6 separate regions of the Homo sapiens genome follow, and regions 1, 2, 3, 4 and 5 are each linked to region 6. A link is a loop called in an ENCODE intact Hi-C map of the cell type or tissue named here. Cell type or tissue: Caco-2. All regions are shown on one strand. Region 1 has its middle 49 kb from the start of CCEPR. Region 2 holds the start of PHYHIPL (phytanoyl-CoA 2-hydroxylase interacting protein like). Region 3 has its middle 74 kb from the start of LINC00844. Region 4 holds the start of LOC105378318 (a long non-coding RNA gene). Region 5 overlaps BICC1 (BicC family RNA binding protein 1). Region 6 has its middle 47 kb from the start of LINC00844.

Region 1 (4,000 bases), 170 kb after region 6:
CTGGGTAAATAATTAGGAGTGGGATTTCTGGGTCATATAGTAAGTGTAGGTTTAATGTCATAAAAAACTGACAAACTATTTTCCAGAGTTTTGCCATTATACCTCCCCACAGCAATCTTTGAAAGCCCTCAGGGTTCCCCATCTTTGCCAGAACTTGGTAGTGCCAGTTTTGGATTCTTTGATTTTTTTTTTAACTTAGCATTCTGTAATGACTGTGTAGTGGTATGGCTGGCAAGTAAGCACACAAAAAGATGCTGAACATCATTAATCACTTGGAAAATGCAAATCAACCACTTAAAACTCTTAGAAAAAGGGTATTAGGTTTTATACTAAGGACATAAGAAATATTTTCTTCTGGGAGTGCAGTAATGTTGGAAGACTCTCAACTAGATATTGCCTATGGATAGGAAAAAGCAGCTCCAACAAAGATTTTGGAAGAATGCCTGGTCTAAAAATAAGAAAACATACTCCACAGTGTTCTGAAAGTCACTTGCTGAGTATCTCTAATCTGTTGTTGGAAATCAGGTCTAGAATTGATTTTCTAATAATGGATTTTTGACAGCTGTTTAAAAAGTATTATTTTTGTAGTGAAAAGTGTTATTTTTCTGTGCTGTCTGAAAATTCAACAGTCCCTTCACTAAAGAAACATGTGTTACATACAGATAAATTAGGGGAAACTGAGTTATGGGGCATCAGTCCCACCAAATGTTTCTATAAAGCTGAGACACTTCAGTGGTTTATGCAAGTGCCAGAAACTTGAGGTGAAATTATAGCCATAGACTTAAGACCCTACTGAAAGAAATTGTCCCCTACAAGTTATCCTCCCCCACGAGTTCCAAAAGCCTCTGTTCCTTTGGCCTTCTCTAGTTTCTCCTCAGCTCTTTGCAACTGTGAACCTTTCCCTCCCACTTACTTCTTAGTGAGCCTTGAAAGACTCCCAAGCACAGGCCTCCCAGTCCCTGGTCTCTCTTTGTGTCTCTTCCTCCCTCTGACTCTCCCCTAATCTCAACCTCAGGCTTCTAGCCAGGAGCACTTCCCCTTCGTTCAGCTAGACAGGCTTCTCAGGATTGAAGGGGCCATTTTTCTCTCTGTGGCCTCTGAAGGCTCCCAAAGAGGTTCTCTAATTATCCCTTCCTACTCTGAGAATTCTTTTCTCCATTTGTCAGCCTTGACAGCACGTTTCTTTACTTTGAGCTTTGGCAGCACTGTTAACTGAACTCCCCAGTTCACACTGACGTCTCGCTTGAGTTACCTTTCTTTTCCCCCAGATACCAGTGAGTTTTCAATTTGTCTTGTTCTAACTAATTTCATACCATCTGTTTTCTTTGACCACCTCTGTCCCAATACGCACTGTAAATTATTTATTTAAAGCCATTTAAGTCCAACTCTAAATTGATGGCCCCATTGATCAATGAATAATCACCACAATAAGAATACATTTTCCATTTGCTTCATTATAGGTCTGTTTCTGGGGATGTAGTATCAGAACAGCACTTTGGAATCAATTATTTTTATCTATTCTTTCTGGACATAAGAGATAATATTCTTCAAGAGGAAGGATGGCCTGAGAGAAGTTAAGATAAAAGCGTGGCACTTTGGTCACACACAGATTCTAGTCTTTATGCTGTTGTTGACTCATGATAGGACGTCAGAAAAGCCATTTAGAAGTGTGCTTGTCTGTCAGGTGAGGACAAACTGCCTCTCAGGTTTCAGATGTGGAAGAAGTTGCTAAATCAGTTACCTAACACATTGTGCTTTGTAGCTCATCCATTGTCAGGTACCTGAGCCAAGAAGTAGGAAAACAGCTCTCTGGATATTGTCACACATCCTTCGTAGGTGAGTCAATTCTTCTGTCCAAAAGAACTCATGCATGGAACTTAGATAAATATCTTTAACTAACTCACAGATGAGTCTATTAGGGCAATGAACTTACACATGAAAACTTAAGGGAAAAAAGCTTTACCCCAGTTTAGTATTATTTTTGAATAATTCTAGCCTTGAACCCACAGGGTCAAAAGAACTTATGGATATTTCTCATTTTACCACTAAGAGACACTGTAATTAATGAACCAATATTTTAATACCCATCAGTTGTTTATAGATTATAAGCTCCATCAGAGCAGAGATGGTACCCTGTGTTTAATATATACTTGTTTAATGAATAAATAAGCAAATAGATGACTTTTTGGTTAAACAGCCAAAATATAATTTAAATATGAAACCAATGTCAGGACTTTGTTGTGCCAGGTATTTTGAGATACTTAGGAATCAAACAATCAATTCCACTTGTCATGTGTTGCTGGCACAGCTGAAAACTACCATTTGGTGTGTGCAGGCAGATAGAGATCTTTCAAGGGGTTCTTATTTTTAATAAATGGAAAGATCATTTTTTTGGTTTTTTGCTTTGTTGTTTGAGTCTTCTAAGTAGAATTTATTTACTGGCCTACAAATGTTGGGCCTGAGGTATAAAAATGTAAAAGACTCTATCTACATAGGCAAATTAAATTAGAAGTCTGAATTATGATAGGTCCACAGAATTTATTAATCAACAAAATAGACTCATTTCTACCAACTTAACCTCTATTAAATATTGGTCCTATAATCAGTCCTGTATATGGAAGTATCTATTTTTTCTAGAGTATGAAATAACAGTAGTCTCTGTCTACCTTCATAATTCTAATGTTTTGTGCCACTGGAACTGCCTGGGATTCCAACTATAGCTGTTGAGCTCCCTCTGGATGTAGCTGAAGTTCTGTTGGAGGTAGACCATTATACCAAGGATCACAGTCAGGCTTATTTAAATGTAGTTGCTATAGTAGTCACTGACTTGGCAGCCCAGGGAGTAACCTCTTCCATGGTAATCCGTAATGACAATCCCTTATCAAAGCAGGATCCTCACTTTGTTGTGTACTCATCCCAAGGACTGTGCTTAAATGCCTTCAGCAAGTAGCTCAGTTTTCCCCTCTGCCAGCCATCATCCCTTTCATCTTCATAATACGTTTCGATAACTCTTCCAACTCTGCAGCCTGAACCATCTATATTGTAACCCCCAATTTAGAGATTGAAACTACTCAAAATTGCATTGTATCCTGAATCTCAAGCTCTAATTCATGAGTAAATGTAATTCAGGTTGAGATGAAAATAATGAGTAAAATTAGAGAGGAGTAAAATTTAAAAAGGAAAAATGATCCTTTTGAATATTAAGAGACATAAGCATGTCTTAACAAACAACAGCGAGTAAAAGAGAGTGCAAAAGCCATTCAACATGGCAAGGTAAAAGGTGATAGAGTAGAATCAAGAGTTCAGAGTCAGGAGATAAGCAGTAGAGGGCATTAGGAGTTTCGGAAGTCACACTAAGAAGTTTGGACTTTATCTTAAAGCTATTGAAGGCCTTTCAGCAGGGTTGTAAGAAGATAAAATTTGTGATTTTTGGAAACATAATCTGGCTCTAGAATGGAGTAGGGATTTGAACAAGATAAGGCATGTGGCCAGGAGCCCTGTAGGAAGATGTTGCAAGAATCTGATGAAGACATATTGGTGACCTGAGCTTGAGTGTGGCAGTAAGAACGAGGAGAAATGGATGAACTGGGGAGAATTTCAGGAAAGAGAATTGGTAAGCATTGGTGATAAATAGAATCAAAGGGTGAGGGAGAGGGACTTGCTAGAAATGATTCCCAGATAAGTGGTTTAGGCAACTGGATGATGGAAGACAGTGTTTAGTTCAATTTTAGAGAAGTTTGAGGCAGCTGTCAGAAATCCAAATAGAAATACACATAAGACATTTAAATAGTTGTATCTGGAACACAGAAGAAAGGTTTGAGTTAGAGATACAGATTGGGGAACACGTATGTACATAGATGGTAGTTGAAACAAAAGAATTAGATAAGATGGCTAAGGGAACAAACAAAATGAGAAAATAAGAGTGTTTATGACTCAGACTTAGCTCTCTAGAAAGCAGACCCTTGGGTTGAAGCTGCTGTCCTACAATTTTTTTTATTTT
Region 2 (4,000 bases), 220 kb after region 6:
CTCTTTCTTAACACCCATCCTACTTTTACTTTTTCAATATATATCTTTCTTGATAAATTTGAACTCCAAATTTTCAACACATAGCACAGTGTCCTGGACATAGGTGCTTCATAAATATTTGCATGAGTTTGAATTAAATGCATGTCGTATTTCTTACTTGAAAATCAGTAAATTGTTATTCTAGTTTACACAGTTCCTTTTTTTTGAGATTTATAAATTTGAGACTACTCTAAAAAATGAACCCACTGTTGGGCTTACAATACCAATTTCTAGTTCTACAGAGCCAGGCTTTCGAACACAGAAAATTCACCAGTAAGTACTTTCTTGTCATATCCTTTGACAGGTAATAATTTACCCTCTCCTTGGGGACACCCCTACCTTAAGACAAGAATTCTTTCAAACTTCAAAAACATCCATCTTCATTAATAAGTTCATAATGAAGACTTTTCACTTTAAGATGCCTAATTATCTTTCACAGATATTTATGAAATTTCAATTGTGCCAAGATTTTTCACAGGCTTATTTTACTTTAAGCTGGTCCTTCCATTTATTGAAGCTTCAATTAATTAGACTTCATCATGTTATAGCTAAATGGATGTGACTAGAAAGAGCAGCATACAGACATCTATGTGTAAACTGTTACTTGTTGGTTAACATTTATGTTTGAAATGGAAAATCAATAAAAGGGAACTTATATTAATTTATAAGCACATTAAGAAAAGAGGGGACACTATTTTTGATCCCAAGATAGCAACAAAACTAAAAACTTTTCCAAAGAAGCAAACGGGAACAGAGGTCAATAGGCTGTGACCTCTATTTTATGTTTAAAACGTTTGCACATCCACTAAGTGCACTGCAGAATCTTAAATGCAATTAAAATCAATGGGCATACAAGTTATAGAGTAGCTTGAGGAAGCACAAGTCAATCTTCATTAGCTATTGTAGCAAAGATTCCTTCCAAATCCATGGGAGCAGGTGCTGTTTATACTCCCTTCATTGACGCCCAGAACAATGGCATAGGGTGAGCATTGAATACTTATTTGCTACGCGCATGAATGAATGAAGCTACGCTGCGAAGGCAGACTGCGTGGCTGCTGGTCCCGTGGCTGCTGGCCCCGCAGCATGTCTGCCGCCTTTTCAGCAGGCTTGCTGCATCTCCTCATTCCCTCACCTTTCTGGCAGTAAGGAGTTCCCACGTTTGCCCCGCTTCAGTGTCGTGGACTGGCAAAATGCTGTCTCTAAACCCCTCCACGCCTCAGGTAATCCGCTCATTTCTCACACAGACGCAGCTGTTTCCGAGGAATGTCCGGCCGAGCCCGCAGGGTGCGGGCAGCGAGTATCCTGGGACCTTCAGGGGAGGAGGTGGCTCCCACACCCCAATACCGTACAGAGAGTCCGAAGAGTCCGGGCCCTTATTTTTCCAATTCTTGGTAAACAACAAACATGCTCGCCCTCGCCTCCCCGTGCAGACGCCTCAGGGCCAACTCGGGCTTCGCCAGGCACCGAGAGCAGACAGAAGACGCCAAATGGCTATCACCAGGAGAGAGGGCGAGGCAGCCGCGCGGCGTATAGCGCTCGCCCTTCCCGCGCGCTCGGTCGCCCGACGCCTCACGCGCGAGGTTGCCTTGGCAGTGGCTGGAGGGCAGGTGGGGGCGCGTGCGCGCAGAAGGGCGGGGGAGGGACCACCGCGCGCCAGCAGGTGGGCGCGTTCTCCCGCGCGCGTGCGCGCGTCGAAGCCCTATACATCACGTTCCCCGAGAGCAGCGTCCCCTCCCCGCCGGGAGCGCGCGCCTCCCATCCTCGCGCCGGGTCCTGCTCGGTCTCTCAGAGCCGCACACTCCGCGGAGCTCCTGCCACAGCCGTCGCCTTCGCGGCGGCTCTCCAGCCCCGCGCCTCAGCCTCGGCGCCGCATCACCGCGTCCCAGGCCTCCTTCCCTCCCTCTGCCACTCCCCCTCCCTTTCCCGCTCTTCTTGCCCACCCGGCCGGCAGAGAGAGCCTGGATACGAAGCAGGCGGGCTTCAGAGTGGGTTGGAAAAATGGAGGTGCCGCGCCTGGATCATGCCCTCAACAGCCCCACCAGCCCCTGTGAGGAGGTGATCAAAAACCTCAGCCTGGAGGCCATTCAGCTGTGCGACCGGGACGGTAAGAGCGGCCGGGACCGCGAGGAAAGGGACAGAGTTCGCGCCGAGGCGCCGGGGCCACTCTGGCTCCGCCGACGCCGCTCGCCAGGGCGGCAGGGTCTTTTGTTGTCCCCTCTGTGCAAATAAATGCAGATGTGGGTTACCCTCCGCCCACCGCCCTCCCCTCACCCCAGAAACAAAAGGACCCCGGGGCTCGCGCCTTGGCGCGGAAAGTAGCCGTCCACAACCGTGGCGCCCTTCGCCGCCTTCGCCCGCCTGGCCCGGACGAGGGCGACGTTCCCGCTCGCGGCTCCTGCCCCGACGAGGCGTTTCCGATCTTTGCCGCAGTCCGGATTTCCTGGGTCTCTGGGCACTGAAGGGGAAATGCCCTCGGGATGTTTCTAGCAACCCCCTTCCCCCAACACACACACACTAGTTGGCATTCTCTTCCAGAAACTTATCATTTTCTTTTTTAAACCTCCCATCCTCAGACTCCCCAAATTAACAAGTCTTTTTAGCCTCTTGGATTGGGATTAGGATGACAGTTTTTCAGTGAGGGCGCAGAAAAACAGTGCATTTCAGCACCAAGGACAGACACAATCTTCATGGTTCCTGGGCTCTGAGTCAGACTGTCGAAAATATTGGCCTAATATATGTGCTGTGATTCAGACTTTGTGGCGAGTACGTACCATTGCGTGTTGATATTATATCGTTTATTCTGTTGTTGAAGTTGGCAGGCTCCTGTGGAAGGAAATTGATTGAATACAGGTCTGAGCGTTGAAGACATAAGCTAGTGCTGTGTGCGGTGTGGTTAGTTACAGTGCTTCTGGGTTAGCTGGACTAGTTAGAGTCTGCTACTTTAGTAATGTGGTACAAAACTTCATTTGTAAAGAAATCATTTGATTAGTAATTGGTTGGCCGAATAATTGTAAAATTCTACATCTGACAAAGGAAACACAGTTCACATGTTGTTAAGAGGGCCCCAAATACTTTTGACTGTAAATGAAATTAATGTTTAACTGTATATAGAGGTAATGATTGTAAAACATGTCTTTAACCAAAGTTATGTACAGATACTAATACGCTCACAGTAAGGTCATAAAATTTATCAGCCTAATCCAAATAGGGAGCAGAGGTCTTGTTTCCAAAGTCATTTAAATGGTAATCACTTGGTTACGCATTGCTATTCAGCACGTTTATATCAAGCAAGCACCGAATTTGTTTATTACTAAATTTTATATTTATTAATATAAATTTATATTTAATAATTTTGAAACCAGAATTCAAACTTTTTGAAACCAAAACCACTTTAATTTCTGATACAGGTGTAGTATATGAATAAATAAATACGTTTGCAAAGACAGCTTGTATTTCCTTTATTCTTAGACTGTTTTAGTCACCATGGTAGTAAGTGCACATATTTATGGTATCTAAAAACATTTATCATTTTGGTATTCCATATGTAAGCTTGCATGATTATAGACTGTAAAGATTATTTTTAATAACGCATAGGAAGTCATTTGGATTTTAGTTTAGACTTTTATGAAATGACTTTTTGTAATGTAACCATTGCAAGTTGTAAATATTTTTATTTTCTTAGGGTTGAGAGAAACACAAGACTAATAAAAGTAGACTTCATTTTTATTTATTGCAATGATAAAGCAAAAGCTCATTCTTGTACTCAATGGAATTAGGCATTCATTGTTGCTCTTCAGAACCCAGTAATCTCAATACTTAAAACCGCATTTACCACGTGTTTCAAAGATATTAGGGAAAATTTAAACTTTTTAATGAAGTTCACAGAGTTAAGAGAGTGCAAAAAATAATGCTGTATTTACTGTGATCCCCTAGAGGAGTAGCTATTTTATTCTGGTATTAT
Region 3 (4,000 bases), 120 kb after region 6:
ACTAGAAGCTAGGAAGAGGCACAGAAAGATTCCACCCAGAGTCTCAGAGGGAAACATGGCCCTGCCGACACCTTGATTTCTGACTGCTAACTTTCAAAACTGTGAGATAATAAATATCTCTGTTGTTTTAAATCACCTCATTTGTGATACTTTTTTAGAGCAGCTCTAGGAAACCCATATATTCCTACTGTGGTACTTATCACACTATATTGTATTGGCTTGACAGTTTTGCTTATCTTCTTTTTTTCTCTTGAAAGGTTGTATTGAGTCTTAGACAACTTTGAAATCTAGTGCACTTCTCAGTCCCTAGGAAATAGTAGTTGTTCAATAACTAGTGGATGAATGATAAACACAGTGTTATAAAATGAACTAAAATATTATAATATCTCTAGTAAGGTACCTGACAAAGAGAAGTACTTGGCGAATGTCAGTTGCTTTCCCTTCTGCACCCTAATAGGTTAAAATCTTCTCAGGGGCAAGGACTCAGCCTTCTTCTCCCTCGTGTCCATTCTCAGTGCCTGGCACAATGTAATAGAAACCATAGGGGTTCCCCAACCATGCATATGCTCCTTCACATTCTTCAGCTTTCCTGGCACTTAGGGTTAGGGTCATGTATTGGAATCTGCTCAATATGCTATGTATAAAAGTGATATTAGCCAAATCCATCCTGTTAACACTCTGGGTTTTTTTTCCCCATGCCATGGTAACCTTGGGGTCCCCATATCCCAGACTGAATAGCACAAGATGAGGGACAGTGTCCTGACCTGCATAGGACTCACATGACTGAAAAGTAAACCTTTACTGTCTTAGCAACTATGCTTTAGGGGGTTACTTATGACCATGGCAGAGCCTAACCTATCTTGACTAATATACAAAACAATGTGAACACATGGGAGGTGCGGAGAAGTGCTTGTTGGTTGACTAATTAAATCATCATAACAAATAGGATATCAGAGAGTCCTGACTGAATAAAGACTATTTGAGAAATACAGGCCTCACTATGTTTCCTCTTGGCATGCTTGGCTAGTTTTCAAAAAGTGTCTGGGGCTTGAATGTTTTGATTGAGAAGAAGTTGCCCAGCCAAGACAGCTGCCTTGGTGAGGATGTCTCACCAAGACACTGAGGACTTGTCCATGTGCCTGGGCTTTAAAGGAAATTTGTTCAGTGGGACCACGCCTAAATGAATGCCACCAGCTTTGCCTTCCTCGTCTCTCTGCAGGTGAAAGGGCTATACTATTTATATTACATTTTTGTACAAATTGATTGTTATGCTGCAGCTCTTGTCATAAAGTTAATCAGGATAGTTAATTAGGACATTAAAATCTAAGCTAGAGTAATTAGCTGGAAATAAAGTAAATGTCTAGTAAGCTAGAAAACAGAGCATCACCAATAAAAGACACAAATTGAACAGCCATTCTCTAATAATGCAATTAAAATTTCATAATGCAAACAGAATAGCCACTTGTTACAAAAATGTGAATCTAAAGCTTTATTTGCACAGAGACATAAGCCCCCAGAACATCTGGGCAAAAGTGCTGGTGTGTAATTGGTGAATTGGATCCACATGACTTGACTGTGCATCCCATGTACCTGTGATAATACAGACTTGTTGACCACAGCGGTTTATTAATGCCAAGAAGGAAAAAGTCACCATCATTTGTTTATAATGATTGTCATAATGGGCAAGTGTGAGTACATACTGCTAAGAGTTCTCACTCTTAGTGAGAATTAGGACAGTAATAATGTTCATCAGTCCAGCTGCTTCTGTCTAGTTCATTCTCTCCACATGCATAGATGACAATTCTGTACCTTTTCCTCTCTTTCTAACCTCCAGCACTTCCTTCCCAACCTCTTGCTCAGCTAATGACAATGCTTCTTATTTCACTGAAGAAACAAAGGCAATGGCAGGAGAATGTTCCCACGCTCCCAATACCATACTTATCCACCTGTCAGCATCTGTTCCCATTTACTCTACCTTCTTTTCTATTACTATTGAAGAAATGTCTGAGATCCTATACCTGAGCAATAGATTCCAGCCCCTCTTACCACTCAAGGCATTGTCCCAGGAATCCTTCCCCCTGTCTCCTACATCAATAGTTTGTTTCTTCTCTGCTGGATTGTTCTTACTAATGTACAAGTGTCAAGAACTGCGAAGGGTCTGAGGTTTCACCCTACTTGCAGGCCACAAGTTAGCCTGCCACAGTTTCATGGTTGCTGGGAAAAGCCATAAGCCTCTTGGGTCATTGACAAAGGACTTAATTGCTGACAGCAACAAGAGTAGCCAGAGGATCAGCATTTTATTGTGCTGGTTACCTGAGCCCCAATTCCCACAGGGTGATGCAAAAAGGGCCAGGTGGTACTTACACACATAGTGAGCTGCATTGTGAGAGAGGAACCCTGAACTTGGGGAACCTGAATTATTTATTAACCTGGTCAGTAAACATGACGGCCTTTTGATCTGGAGAGAGAGGCCCTCTCTGTCTTCAAAGTTGTTCACTGTACAAATATCCTTGAAAAGGAATTCTAGGACCAAAGCAAAATCAATGTCTTTTATCATAAGACATGCAGAAATGCAAGAGACTCATGGAAAATTGCCTTGTGACAACAAGTATGCTGTAATTTTTCCCAGCATTAATGAAAACCTCTTTCCTGACCCTCAAATTTATCTCCTCTTGTTCTCTCTTGAATACACTACAATTAAGTTTTCATCCTTAGGCTGCTTTGTCAAGATCACCACTAATCTTTGTGTTGCTAAATCCAAAGCTCAGTTCTCTTTTCATATTTCTTGACTCCACTGCAGAATTTGATACAGTTGATCACTTCCTCCTCCTTGAAACACTTTCTTCCCTGAGCTTCTAGGGCAATCTTACTTTCCTGTTTTTGTCTTCTACTTCATCTACTGCTCCTTCTCAGTTTTCTTAGCTGTTTTTTCTTCATCTTCCATCATGTTGTAGCACTTCCAAGGTCAGAACTAGAGCCTCTTCTTTCTTCTGGCTGCCATATCAATATATGGATATCTGTCTCCAGGATATATACTTAGGATTATATCCTGAATATATTATATCCTTGGATATCCAGGATTATGGCTATAAAGCCATCAATGGAACGATGATGCTTCAGTCCAGACCTGTCCTCTGAAATTTGAACTACTACTGAATTTGTCTAGTCTGTGTCTCTTCTTGAGCATCTCTTGGATATCTCAAATGTGCAACACAGAACTCCTGATTATACCACCCATAAACCTGTACTTTTCCAAGCTTGCCTGACTTATCAAATAACAATTCCATTTTTTCAGTTGCATAGGCCAAAATCCTTGGCATCATTTTTGCTTCTTCTGTATCTTTTATATTTCACATTTCCTCAGCAGCAAATCCTGTTGGCTCTACCTTCAAATTATATCCTGAATTTAATCATTCCTCACCACCTCCGCTGCTATCGAAGTGACCACCCAGGACTAAGCCACCATCATCTCTCCCCTGGATTATTGTTAAGCCTCCTAAATGGGTTACCTTCTACTACTCTGGTTCCGTTTTAGTCTATGCTCAACACAGAAAATACTGTTAAAACGTTAAGTTAGTTTATGTCACTTTCCCTACTTGAAACTCTTCAGTAGCTTTCCACTACATTCAAAGAAAAGTCACAGTCTTTACAGAATCTTTTGCTCCTTGTTCAGGCTTTGATATCAGCTTTTACTACTTTCCCCTTTGCTTGCCCCATGCCAACTCCTCTAATCTCCTTCCGTTCTCATCCCCAAACATGTTCCTGCCTTACGGCCTTGTACTTGCTCTTTTCTCTGTTTACTATACTTTCCCCCCAAGAGAGACTCATGGATTCTTCCCTCACCTTTTTTACATCTTTGCTCAAATGTCACTTGAACATCAAATTGTAAAGTGGAGGTTCACCCCCACCCTGGACATTCCCTGTATACCTTGGAACCTATTTTTTCATCCATAACATTAACTAAAATCCAATCTAATATTAATATATACAGTCAATTCTC
Region 4 (4,000 bases), 630 kb after region 6:
CCTCAAAGAAATGATTAGAGTTTAAAAAACAAAAACCTAGTTGACCAGCTGCCTCCTCTCTTAAAAAAATACCTGAACTTCCCGAAATGGTGATCTTCACATGTTCCATGATGGGCACAAACATCGCCTGAACAGTTTGTTTCCATTTGTTTCAGAGATGTTTACAAATGCTCATTAAAACATTTTTAAGACATCTTCTTTAAAATACTTATCAGATTATTCCAACATCTGTGTTGTCTCAGTAGTGTCATCTGTTGATTTCCTTCTCTCATTCCAGTTGAGAGTTTCCTGGCTCTTGGTATGATGGGTGGTTTTTTATCCTATTCTGAACATTTGGGGTGTTACATTATGAGGCTCTAGATCTTATGTAAATTTTTTGTTTTAGCTGGCCTGTGCTGAAACTGGACTGGTGGTGGAAGCCGGGCACTAACTCTTTATCACTGGAAGGAAGTGGAAGTCCAGACTCCCCAGCAGCCTCCATTGGTACCACCATGGCAGGGAGCGGGGAGCTATTCATTACCAGCAGATGAGGGTTAGAAGTTCATGCTCCCTGGATAGTCTCCACTAAACTGAAGGAAGGCATTCAAGGAAGGGCAGCTCATCGCCACAGGGCGGAGGTAGAAATCCAGGCTGCCTACTTGACTTCCTGGGAGACCACCTCAGCATGGATGGAAAAGAGCACCTCATCACCTCCAGGTGAGGATGGAAGTCTAGGTTTTCAACCTATGCTTCTCAGCCTTTTCTACAAGGTAAAGGTATGACATGGATTCTTCCCTGGTATTTTGTTGGAGTAGATTATTTGTTGTCAAAATTTTAAAAAGAATATTGCATACATGATGTCCAGGAGTTTAGCTATAGTTAGTGATTAGTCCCTAACCAATCTACCTTCTTCTCTCCACCTTTCAGAGACTTTTTATGTTTGTTTTATGTATAATGTCTGGGTTTTTACCTGCATTTTATAGGAAGGCTAGGGAGAAATGCATTAAGTTCATTTGTCTAGAACTGGAAGTCCTACAGTTTGTCTGCTAAAATGTAAATTCCTGCCCACAACCCATCTAGGAAATTCTGTTTCCATTACATCAGCATGAAGCCCAGGAAACACTGAAGAAGTCAAGCACAGAAAAAAGGAAGAGGACACTGGTTAAGCTCCATAAATACAATAAACTGAATAATATGGTTATAAAAATGACCATAATAATAAGAATCTGTTTTCAAATGATTGTCACATTCCATTCTCTTTGGCCCTTATGCCATTTACAGAAGAACCCAAGGTAGTGATATGACTTCTCCAAAGTCACACTGATAATCAACAGAAGAAAACAGAATCCAATTTGATTTCTGGCTTTTTGTTTTTGGCCTGCCTTAGCTCTGGAATTCTTCTGTGTTTATAGTCAGCTTCAGCCCTCCAAATTTTGTTAGGACATTGGTTCTCAACCTAACCACATTACTAGGGATCTTTAAAAAATGCTTATACCTGAGACCACCCCACCCCTCACCCTCTCCTTCTCGGAAATTCCCATCTCGGGTCTAGGTTATGGCCGGAGCATCAGTATTTTACTTATTATCCCTAGATAATTTCAGTGTGCAGCCAAGAATGAGACCACTGTTTGTGTTTTTTTTTCTTCCTCAAGTAATTAATTGTAACCTTTCTCCTTTAAAGAAAAACACTAATTTTTTGCTAATAGCAATAAGGAGAAACAGCTGGAGCTAAAATATTGCGTCCAGGCCCCCTTTTGGCTAAGCCTTTGTCACAATTGTGTAGATGCTAAGCTGTCATGGCAAGTCATGTCTCAACAGCATTTAAGAGGATGAAAACATTCAGATGGCATTAAAAGAAGACACGGAAACAAGGGAGTGATAATGAATTGGCTCCCTAGTTTGCTACAAAGTGAATGTAGCTAGCCATCAAGACAGGGGTGGGAGTGACAGCAGCCAGAGCTGGATCACCTTTGCATCTTCCCATGTTTTCACTGGATGGATATTTCCACTGAGATTCCCAAATTAATATTTGTAAGTTATAAAAACAAGAAGACAGCAGCAATCAGGAGCACAATACTGACCCCAAGTGGAATAAAATCTAAACAGTACTTCAAGTCCCTGCAGAGGTGGGAGCTACAGGTTCTGATGGAAGAAAAACACCATCAGCTGGACAAAGCTGTTGAGTTTTAAAGATGCTTGGAAGAAACAAATGTGTTGATTTCTTTATCGGTAATAAGTTTTGATATAGAAGATAGTGAAGATAGTGGTGATTCATGAGGGACTATTTACTTTCAGGTGAATGTCCCACAAGTTAATTGTATACATAAATTTCTAATTATCAGTGTTTATGGGTATGCAGATAAGGTTAATAATCTTAAGGTAAATATAATCTGAAGCTTTTTCTGAAAAAAAAAAAAGCAAATTCTGAGAAAACTCTCAATAATCTTACCTAAGTGGAAATTAAATATATATATAATATATATATAATATATACTCTATATATATATAGTAATTTGGCTTCTCAAAGCTTTGAAACTCATCTCTGGGTTCAGTGTTTATGAGTAGATATTGAAGAGCAGAGAAAGGCAAGTGCTCTGAAAGAGAAGATGGGATTAGGGGTTACTAAGACAAATATTGAAGGCTGCAAGCCCAACTCGGGGGCTTTTCCATCTCCTTCTTTGGTTACCCAAATGTGTTCACTTACCTGAGTGTGTTAAGAGGGGGATGGAAATTGTGGAGGAGACTTAGAAAGTAATTAAATAAACTTGTAACATCACTCTAGAAGGCTCTCTCTTGTTCTCTGCATCAGGTTTAGCTCAGCCTATGGCTTTGTGCCCATCTCTTGGGAAACACTCTATGGCCAATGAACTCCCCAAAAATCCTTCTGGTGAAAGATGCTGTCTTTATTTGTTACCTTAAGGCCTCTTGAGTCCACAATATGGGGGGCAGGGGTGGAGAACCTCAGCCATAATAGACTATCAATGAAGAGGATGTCAACCAGTATTATTTGCAGAAATACAAAAGGCATACAGGTTAAAATAGGTGTGACTAAGGCCCTCAATGAGAATAGATTGTTGCTATGCACTCTCCTCATCCAGAAGTTAAATATCTTCATCAGTCTTGATCAAAAATGTAACATATTATTTTTAAAAGGACAAAGTTTTCTACAAAATACATGAAACAAAACCAGAAACTAGATTGGAAAATATTGTCTCTTCCAACACTCTGCCAAGTCTCTGCCCCAGACCAGTGACATATGAATCTCTGGGGAGCTGGGACAATGTCTCCCAAGTGTTCTTGATGATGAGAATTGCCTGGGTCCTTGCTACATCTAGAAACTCCCAGTCCCCCAGGCCATATCTCAGACCCAGTGTTGAATCTCCAGGGCTTGGGAGTCTGTACATTTCACATTGCCCAGCTGGTCCAGAGCGGGAGGTAGACCTTTACAAAATAATTATATAAATATATGGTGCTGTGACAAAAAGTGAATAAGGAGCTATGTGAGCACCTAACTTAGGCTGAGGAATCCAGAAGACTTCTCAGGAAAAGCCCCTTTTGAATGCTGATGTAAAGATGAGTAAGAGTTAATTAGGTATGGTGAGGGCAAGGGGAGAAGGTAAATGTATATTTCAAGGATACAGGAAAAAGTGTGAGCAGGCTCTGGGAGCTTAGAGTCTAATAGCAGAAGTAGAACATGTACTCCAAACACTGGGAAACAGGGTCATATATTTTAAGTGCCATGGGGTAGGAAAAAATACAAAATGCAATAAAAATCTGGAGTCAGAATTGTGATTGGGAAAGTGCGGGGGTGGGACTGTAGAAGGACTCAGAGAATTTCTGTCCTCAGAGATGTAGACTTTCCGAGTAGAAGGCTGAGAATAGGCAGAGATGACAAGGGAATAGCAGGACTGTCTGTGAGCTGGCAGCAGTACAGGGCAGTGCAGGGAAGACGGCAGAGAGAATGGTGACCTATGGGGGCAGATCCCAGAGAGACTTGAGTGACAAGCTTAGGATTTTTGTT
Region 5 (4,000 bases), 140 kb before region 6:
GACATCATACCACTTCAGGCCACGCTTACCTAAATGAAGAGGGGATTTTTGAGACCCTAAGGGGGCCAATAGATACATGACAGCATTTTGGAAATGTATACTTTCAAAACCCACATTATTATTATTAGGCTGTTCACTATATTCTAGCAGACATTGGCTCTGGTGTGCTAGGTATTTATGGTAAATAAGATTTTTTTTTCTTTTTTTAAGGAAAAATTCTAACTCTTAAAGTCAACCTTAAAGTCAGAAGTGGTGATTTATTATTACTAATTAATTAGTGTTGGAAACATGTTTAAACTTACAGACATACCTTGGATTTCTGTGGCATTATTGTGCAAAGCTTGGTGTATGTCTCAGGCAGATTCATGGAACACAGTCAAAACCTTTGTTCTCTAACCATGGAGTGTTGGCATGACATTTGGAGAGACTGTCAATAAAGGTATTTTCTGTTTCATTTTCAGGCATTTGACTATGAACAGAAGAAGCTATTAGCCACCAAAGGTATGTAATACACTAATAACTTACACTTGACTATATTTTAGTACACTCATAAATGTTTTTTGAGTACTCATGGTGAATCGAGAACTTGAAAACTCAGAAAAAGAAACCTAGAATATTTGGGTTCAAGTTGCATACATTCTGTTGAATATATTTTGTTGAATGGTTTAGCATTAGACCAATTAAGAAATCATTTAGCATTTTTTCATTTATCATTACTTGGATAAAATATTTCATTAAGATATTTTTAGACATTTTGTGTTAAGAAATAACATTCAGTGATAATTTCTTCACATATATCAAAGAAACGACACTTATCATCAGTATTTTATTGAAGAAATGCATTAAACATACCAAGCATTGGTTTTATTTTGTTTCCAAAGCTATGTTAAAGAAACCAGTGGTGACGGAGGTCAGAACGCCCACAAATACCTGGAGTGGCCTGGGTTTTTCTAAATCCATGCCAGCTGAAACTATCAAGGAGTTGAGAAGGGCCAATCATGTGTCCTATAAGCCCACAATGACAACCACTTATGAGGTTTGTAGAGTCATGTCCTACTCATTCTTCCTGTCTGTTCTTTCAGCAAAAGAGGACAGTCCTTCCCCCACCCTCATTCTTTATGTACCTAAGGGAAAATGATTAGTGGTGACTTGTTTTTATTTCTATTCTTGTAAACACACTGTTATAAAACTGATGCACTCTTGTGTATTATGATCTTTTATCTGTATTCTCTCAAAGTTGTTGGTCAGCTCTTAAAGAGATGTAAATTTGGATGTGAGTTTTTGTTGAGTGTGGGATGTGTCATAAATGATAAGCGTAGGGCTGAGATTAAGCAAAAGGGAGATGTAATATTTCATAAAAATGTCTAAAGAGTCCTATTATCCAAGGGTTTCACTAGCAAGGTCACGATGGGGGAAAAGGCAAATATTCAACAAAAATAGGTTTTCAGATATGAGTTAAAAATTCAGTGTGCTCAGATGTGCCAAGAACACAGCAAGAAGTATCTGAAACAAGTGCTCCAAAATTTTTATGTTTCCCAGATGTTGGCTGCCCTGCTCAGGGTGAGACTGGGAAGCTGGCATTCCTACCATATGGAAGGGATGGAGAGTTCCATACTCCACAGCCAGGCTACACGCGATTCACCAAGCAGGCCTTTTCCATTTCAAAGTATCAGATTTTGGCTCTAAGCCTTTGGGAGTCGGGGTGGGTCTAGAGAGAGCGTGCACACATACACAATGCTGGGAGACTGTACACACCCAAACATGGATGAAAATGATTAATCCAGGAGTCACAGTGTTCAACCAGAGAGAGCACTGTAGGCCAAAAAACAAACACTGGTTAAGGGTTTCATAATTGTTAGTCTAATAACTAGCATTTGTAGATTGACCTTTTCTCCACCCATTTGCTTTGTAATAAATTAGGCTATTGATGAAACACAAAAGCAAACATGCTGCTTTTTTTTTTTTTGTCTCTTTTGAGTAAGTGAAAAAGAAAATACTATTGAAATACTAAAAGAGTCTCCTGTGAATTTCATTTTGGGAGTTATAGTAGCAACATGGCAGGCTGTGTTTTAAAGATTGAAGTTACCTTCAGCAGCAGAATGTAGGAACCATTATGAAAAATGTTGAGGCTCTAGGAGGTACACTCTTCTTTCTTCCATTATAACACAGAGAGAAAATAAACATCTCCTTTTGTTAACAGAGACCATAAAACTGCTGTGCTCATTCTTAGAGTTTCACCTGATGTACGGTATGGCTATTCCTTTCAGCCCATCCTTGCTTTTGACGGAGTGAAGTGTGCCAGATTGTTGACTGTGTTCCTATAGTTTCAAAGATGAAGTATTTGCTTTAGAAATGCTCATTCAGTTCTGCTTTCTAAGACCAACAGTAGGACAAGTTGAAAATGATGTTCATTTCGGTAATGGAGTGGTCAAGTTCAGGGTTCTGATAACCACCTCTGACCAGATGTATAGCTTTGGTGAGGGACTTCACTCATCTGAGCTGTGTCTCATTCAGGTTGTGCTGAGAAGGGCATTGGAGAGGGCATCCAGTGATTAGCATGATGTGTTGTCAGTTCTTAGTGATATTTAAAAAAAATTTTTTTTTTTTTTTGACGTGGAGTCTCACTCAACCCCCCTAAGCTGCAGTGCAGTGGCACGATCTCGGCTCACGGCAACCACCATCTCCTGGGTTCAGGCAATTCTCCCATCTCAGCCTCCCGAGTAGCTGGGATTACAGACACCCACCATCATGCCCAGCTAATTTTTGTATTTGAGTAGAGACAGAGTTTCACCATGTTGACCAGGCTGGTCTTGAGCTCCTGACCTCAGGTGATCTGCCCACCTCGACCTCCCAAAGTGCTAGGATTACAGGTGTGAGCCGCCATGCCTGGCCTAGTGATATTTTAAAAAATTTTACTTTATTAAGAGTCTCACTCTGTCACACAGGCTGGAGTGCAATGGCAGGATCTCGCCTCACTGCAACCTGTGCCTCCCAGGTTCAAGCATTTCTCTTGCCTCAGCCTCCCAAGTAGATGGGATTACAGGCATGCGCCACAACGCTCAGCTAAGTTTTGTATTTTTTTTTTTCTTTTTTAGTAGACACAGGGTTTCACCATGTTGGCCAGGCTGGTCTCAAACTCCTGACCTCAAGTGATCTGCCCGCCTCGGTGTCCCAGTGTTGGGATTACAGGTGTGAGGTTCTTTTAAGTTTTTTACATTTTTTTCATTTTTAAATTTTAATCTATATACTTATTTATTTTGAGACCAGGTTATGAGACTGGCTAGTCTTTGTATTTTTGGTAGAGTCGTGGTTTCACCATGTCGCCAAGGCTGGTCTCAAACTGCTGGGCTCAAGCAATCCACCTGCCTCAGCCTCCCAAAGTGCTGGGATTACAGGAGTGAGCTACCACGCCTGGCCAGTTCTTACTGATATTGAGTGGCTATTATTATTTCCAGTGGAGGACTTACTTTATCCTGAAGAAAACCAAGGGCTTGCTGAAAGATGAGATTATGTTTATGAATGCTCACTGGTGGAAATATTTCTGCACACTCAAGCTAGTTATGCTTTTTTATATTCAAAGGAATATCTTAGGGTATTATGTGAACACATAAGAATTTAAGGTAATAGTAGTAATTATCTTAAATCATATTCATTTAGTTCACCCACAATTTTATTCAATCCCCACAAACTCCTAGTAAGGAAAGAGGGGCCCAGAATGGCTAAGTGTCTTACTCAAGGTTACTTATACTCCTCTTCCTAATGATTTAACCCAAGAGAGTCCATAGCAAAGGGTGGTATGTAACTGATCTAGAGCCATGTTGCCATAGTTTTATGAACATAAGAATCACTCGGAGAGCTTAATAATCCAGACTCTTCTCCTAGGATCTCACTCAAAAGGTAGGGAGTGAGGACCAGGTATCTATTTGTGTTTTCAGCAAGAACCTAGTATAATTGTGATGCATGTGTCCCACAGGAAACTCTGCTGTAAAGGGATGTAACC
Region 6 (4,000 bases):
TAAACTAAACCTAAATTAAGTCAGGCTCTAAGCAAGACAGAATTTTGGGGTAAATGTGAAAATTCCCTAAACTGTAGTGTTTATGCTATTTTCAGCATGAAAATCCCACTACCATCATACCCTACTTGTAGGGCCAGGCAAGGGGATAAAGGCCAGTCAATAACTATTGAGCTGTGTCTCAAGTCAAATCTACCAGGCTATTTTGGACTGTTTGATCTTGACTGATGACTAAGAAATAACAGGATGAGTCAGGGAAGAGATGAAAATGAATTCAGAGTAAGTGCAGCAGCTAATAGTAGAAGTAGGTGGAAATAAAAGGAAATATATTGGCAGATGTGGAGTGATGAGGGGCGTAGTGAGGGGAAACCATGGGCTCCAGTCACCTGCATCTCCTTGATGTGAAATTGAGAAGGGATGGTGGAGGGGACTGTTACATCTCTCATGGGTTTTGCAATGAGAGAATTGTCACTTGCATTGAGCAGTGTCTCTGAGCCATCAGGGGACAGATAGAGCACAAATTAGAGTCCAGATTTTCCAAGAACTCTGAGTTCTTCCCTAAGAGAGAAAAGAGGGCAGTAGTAATGTCCAAATCACAAGAACCTTGGTCTGGCCTTGGATGTTTCATTTGGACCTCCCAGTCCTCATTTAAACCACACACTAACATTCTGAGTAAACATGAACATTCTCATTTTTTCTGTCACTGAGGAGCAAAGGTCTCTGGTACCTTGATGCAGTCCTCTGTAATTTTGACGTCCAGATGGTGCCATTGTCCATGGGGACTGTGTTGAGATGGAAAGGGTACACAGGGATTCAGGTGTAAACCAATGACATTCCAGATCATGTCTGTGGGCAATGGTGAGCATCAGTCTCCTAGAGGTTGAGACTTGAAGGGAGATGATCATGAGAAGGGTTTAATTGAATAAATATTAATATTTCTATTAGCTAGTTCTTATTTTTGTTCAAGAGGAAACATGTTTTTATTACAACCCTGAAGGTACTAAAATAGTACCCCGATTGATCGGAAACCCCCTGGGACCCGACAGTATTTTCCTTTGTCAGATCGCTGGACAACAATGGTCCCAGAGATATGAAGTAAAGGTGTTACTTTTCCAAATTATGGAAGCAAATGACCAGCCTGGACCTGTTCATTAGCTGGCGGTACTGTTTTGAGTAAAGAAAAATTTTAAAGATACACTCCGAGCCAAAGAGTTCCAGGGAAATTTTTTTGAAGTACCCAGTGAGAACTTCCCGGCAGCCACATCTTCTTTCTTTCCTTTGTTTTAGAAGTTCAGTCCCTAAAGTGCTCTGTTCCAAGAATTGTTAGGGAAAGATGAAACTCTTCTGGCAGGTACTGGGATGTTTGGTTTGTTTTGACTCTGCGTTGATCTCAGGAATGTTAACAGGCGTGTTTCCATGCAAACCACACAATAAAAAGATGACTATGGTTAAATCTAGTCCCTTGGGGTAGCTAAAAAAAATTTTTTTAAAAATGTACCTATTGGAAAACCTAGTGCTTCTGTAGCCAATTCTGCCAGATTAACAGAGGAGGCCTTTCTGGAAGGCTCTACACTGATCCTGTCAATTCTTATTAGGATGGCAGTTCCTAGCTCTTTCCATTATGGTTTGTCAGTTTTTCCATTAAAGATCATGGCTTTTCGGAACACAAACATCTGGTGTGTTTCGAATCCCTCAGGATCTTGCTGATGGCATACAATTTAATGGCAGGCAGTGCACGTCTTGCACCACATCTTTGCCTAAGTTTCTGGTGCGAAATTCCAAGTTTTGTAAATCTAGTCTTTCCCACACAATCCTGTACAGCTGTTTTCAGATCCAGGAAATCCTTGGACAGAAAGCAGATATGCTTTCTGGGATGTGATGAGCTTTATACAAGGGGGTAAGAGATTCCTGGCGTGTAAACTTGAACAAGTCTCAATTGTTCCATTTCCTTTTGGAAAAAGTCAAGGTCAACACTGTTGACCAGATGTACTTCAGTTAGTATCCAGAATTACGATGAAGAATAAGAACCAAGAGGCTGATTTTGTCAGGAGGCCTAGGTTAGAGTTCAGACCTTCCACCGATTAGCTGTATGGCCCAGGGTGGTCATTTATACTCTGTGGGAAATGGTTTCCCTTTGGGTAAAATGAAATGGTTGGGCATGTTGGAATCTATGCCCCTCCTAGCTTCTGGAACCCAGAAGATTCCAGAGAAAATGAAAATGCTTGTCAGAGGTTTCATAGTACTACCCCGTAGCACCAGTAGATGGCAGACTCGCATTATAGTCTGAAATTGATACCACAGTATGATACTGGTCACATTGTGAAGGTAGGTACAATTTAATGATCATTAAAAAAACCAAAAGAATGAAAAAAAAAAGTGTTGTTCTTAACCAGCAGGCTCATGTAATCCTAGGCAAAGTTCTCTGTTTCTATTAACCTTAATGAGGACTCCATACTTGCCCAATGACCATCTTTTAAACTGTGCTTGGAAAGGCAATATATCTCCATTGGGGCAAACCATGCATTTCCTCTCTCACTAACTCTGATTAATTCATTCAACAACGATTTGTCTGATGTTCAGTGTGTTCCAGGTCTTGGGCTCAGTGCTGGGGATACAGAGATAAACAAAAGAGACAGTCCCTGCACTCAGGAATCTCATCCCCCAGAGGAATGAGACAGCCACTGAACAAGTAGTTGTCACTGTGGTGCAAGTCTACTGAGAAGTACATACTAGACAATGTAACATGGATGCTAGAGGAGGAGTGACAGGGATAACTTCCCTGTGAAGTACTGGATGTATGAGAATGAGTGAGGGCTGGCTTAGCAGACAGGAAATTAGTTGAGGAGAGAAGTTCAGGCAGAAGAAACAGTAGGTGTGAAGCTGCATAGGGAGAGAGAGGGAAAAGATCAGTGCAGGAGCTAAAAGAAGCTGGAATGACTATGGCATTGAACCAGGCAGGGAGTAGTATGAGATGAGGAAACCAGATCTCATGGGGGCTATCGACCATGCAAAGGAGAACGCTGATTTCATAGAATTCTTGATTTCTCCATGATGTTGTTGATAAGGGTGATTTTTATCAGATTTGTTAGCAGGCATCTTGGTGAGTAAAGAAGCCTGTTATGCTGGCCAACATGGTGAAACCCCATCTCTACTAAAAATACAAAAATTAGCTGGGCATGGTGGTGCACACCTGTAGTCCCAGCTACTCAGGAGGCTGAGGCAGGAGAATCCCTTGAGCTCAGGAGACAGAGGTTGCAGTGAACCAAGATCTCGCCATTGCACTCCAGCCTGGTGACAGAGTTAAAAAAAAAAAAAAAAGAAGCCTGGTATGACAGTAAAAGAGAGAATAGGCTCATTTTGACTGGGAAGTTGTAGGAGAAAAAAGGTGTGATGCCTTTCCTCACCCATCATAAAGGTCACGGCTGACACTCCTATAACAAAAGTCAGATTAACAAGAGAAAATAATAATAAATGTATTTAATCAAAGTTTTACATTATAGGAGGCTTCAGAAATGAAGACTCAAAGACCCAGAGAAAACTGTTTCTATGCTTAGGTTTATTGAAGAATAGACAGCCATGTAGAAATGTGATTAAACAAAAGGGTATGATCTAATGGTAATAGACTCAGGTGGAGAACCCAGCAAGGCCTGTCTGTTCAGATTCTTCTTGGCCTCTCTGTGCAGCATTCCTTCTTCCCAGGTATGGGGCAGGACCCTCTGGAATGAGGGTCTTTAAGATGTTTCAGTAGGTAGCTAGTCAGGCATAAGCAGGGCAGGAGAGGGTTCAGCCTTCCCCACATACACACATGAGGAATGGAATGTCAGGTGACCATCAGGTGATGGTGAGGCAACTGTTAGCTCTCTCTATAAAATAATTTGTCAGAACCGGCACCAGGTAAGGGCAGTTTCCCAACAGATAGAAAAAATCTGAAACTGGTGAGCGGCAGCTTCTCAATAAGATTTCAGGAGTTTGGTGAGTGGGCTCAAACATGCACATTAAGAGG

The links. Peaks named below come from ENCODE experiments on the same cell type or tissue, not always from the same donor. Only the 100,000 strongest peaks of a DNase experiment are listed, where the experiment ranks them.
Region 1: a loop joins it to region 6, with 8 times the contacts of the local background. A loop is called at or near these places in 5 of 110 quality-filtered maps.
Region 2: it touches region 6 in a loop (5-fold over the local background); 71 of 110 quality-filtered maps call a loop at or near these places.
Region 3: a loop joins it to region 6, with 2.5 times the contacts of the local background. A loop is called at or near these places in 7 of 110 quality-filtered maps.
Region 4: it touches region 6 in a loop (18-fold over the local background); 22 of 110 quality-filtered maps call a loop at or near these places.
Region 5: it touches region 6 in a loop (6-fold over the local background); 3 of 110 quality-filtered maps call a loop at or near these places.

The regions. Positions count from the first base shown.
Region 1 is chr10:59,125,457-59,129,456 of GRCh38, forward strand. No RefSeq gene overlaps it. Among named protein-coding and RNA genes, the nearest start is that of CCEPR, 49 kb to the right of the region's middle. In Caco-2, no CTCF peak of the experiment used is centred here; a DNase peak (open chromatin) is centred at 1,695.
Region 2 is chr10:59,174,817-59,178,816 of GRCh38, forward strand. It overlaps PHYHIPL (phytanoyl-CoA 2-hydroxylase interacting protein like), which reads left to right and starts at 1,827. Exons shown (of 5, transcript NM_032439.4): 1 at 1,827-2,143. The coding sequence starts at 2,038. It overlaps CCEPR (cervical carcinoma expressed PCNA regulatory lncRNA), which reads right to left and starts at 1,648. Exons shown (of 1, transcript NR_131782.1): 1 at 1-1,648. In Caco-2, a CTCF peak has its summit at 2,312; DNase peaks (open chromatin) are centred at 1,675, 1,855, 2,405, 2,725 and 1 weaker place; H3K4me3 peaks cover 4,000 bases.
Region 3 is chr10:59,071,286-59,075,285 of GRCh38, forward strand. No RefSeq gene overlaps it. Among named protein-coding and RNA genes, the nearest start is that of LINC00844, 74 kb to the left of the region's middle. In Caco-2, no CTCF peak of the experiment used is centred here; a DNase peak (open chromatin) is centred at 2,346.
Region 4 is chr10:59,578,381-59,582,380 of GRCh38, forward strand. It overlaps LOC105378318 (a long non-coding RNA gene), which reads left to right and starts at 201. Exons shown (of 3, transcript XR_945990.3): 1 at 201-696. In Caco-2, a CTCF peak has its summit at 2,048; no DNase peak of the experiment used is centred here.
Region 5 is chr10:58,806,123-58,810,122 of GRCh38, forward strand. BICC1 (BicC family RNA binding protein 1) reads left to right here. Exons shown (of 21, transcript NM_001080512.3): 16 at 462-501; 17 at 882-1,036. Among named protein-coding and RNA genes, the nearest start is that of LINC00844, 190 kb to the right of the region's middle. RefSeq lists an enhancer at 760-1,959. In Caco-2, no CTCF peak of the experiment used is centred here; a DNase peak (open chromatin) is centred at 1,699.
Region 6 is chr10:58,950,598-58,954,597 of GRCh38, forward strand. No RefSeq gene overlaps it. Among named protein-coding and RNA genes, the nearest start is that of LINC00844, 47 kb to the right of the region's middle. In Caco-2, a CTCF peak has its summit at 2,253 (motif pointing right); DNase peaks (open chromatin) are centred at 2,254 and 3,779.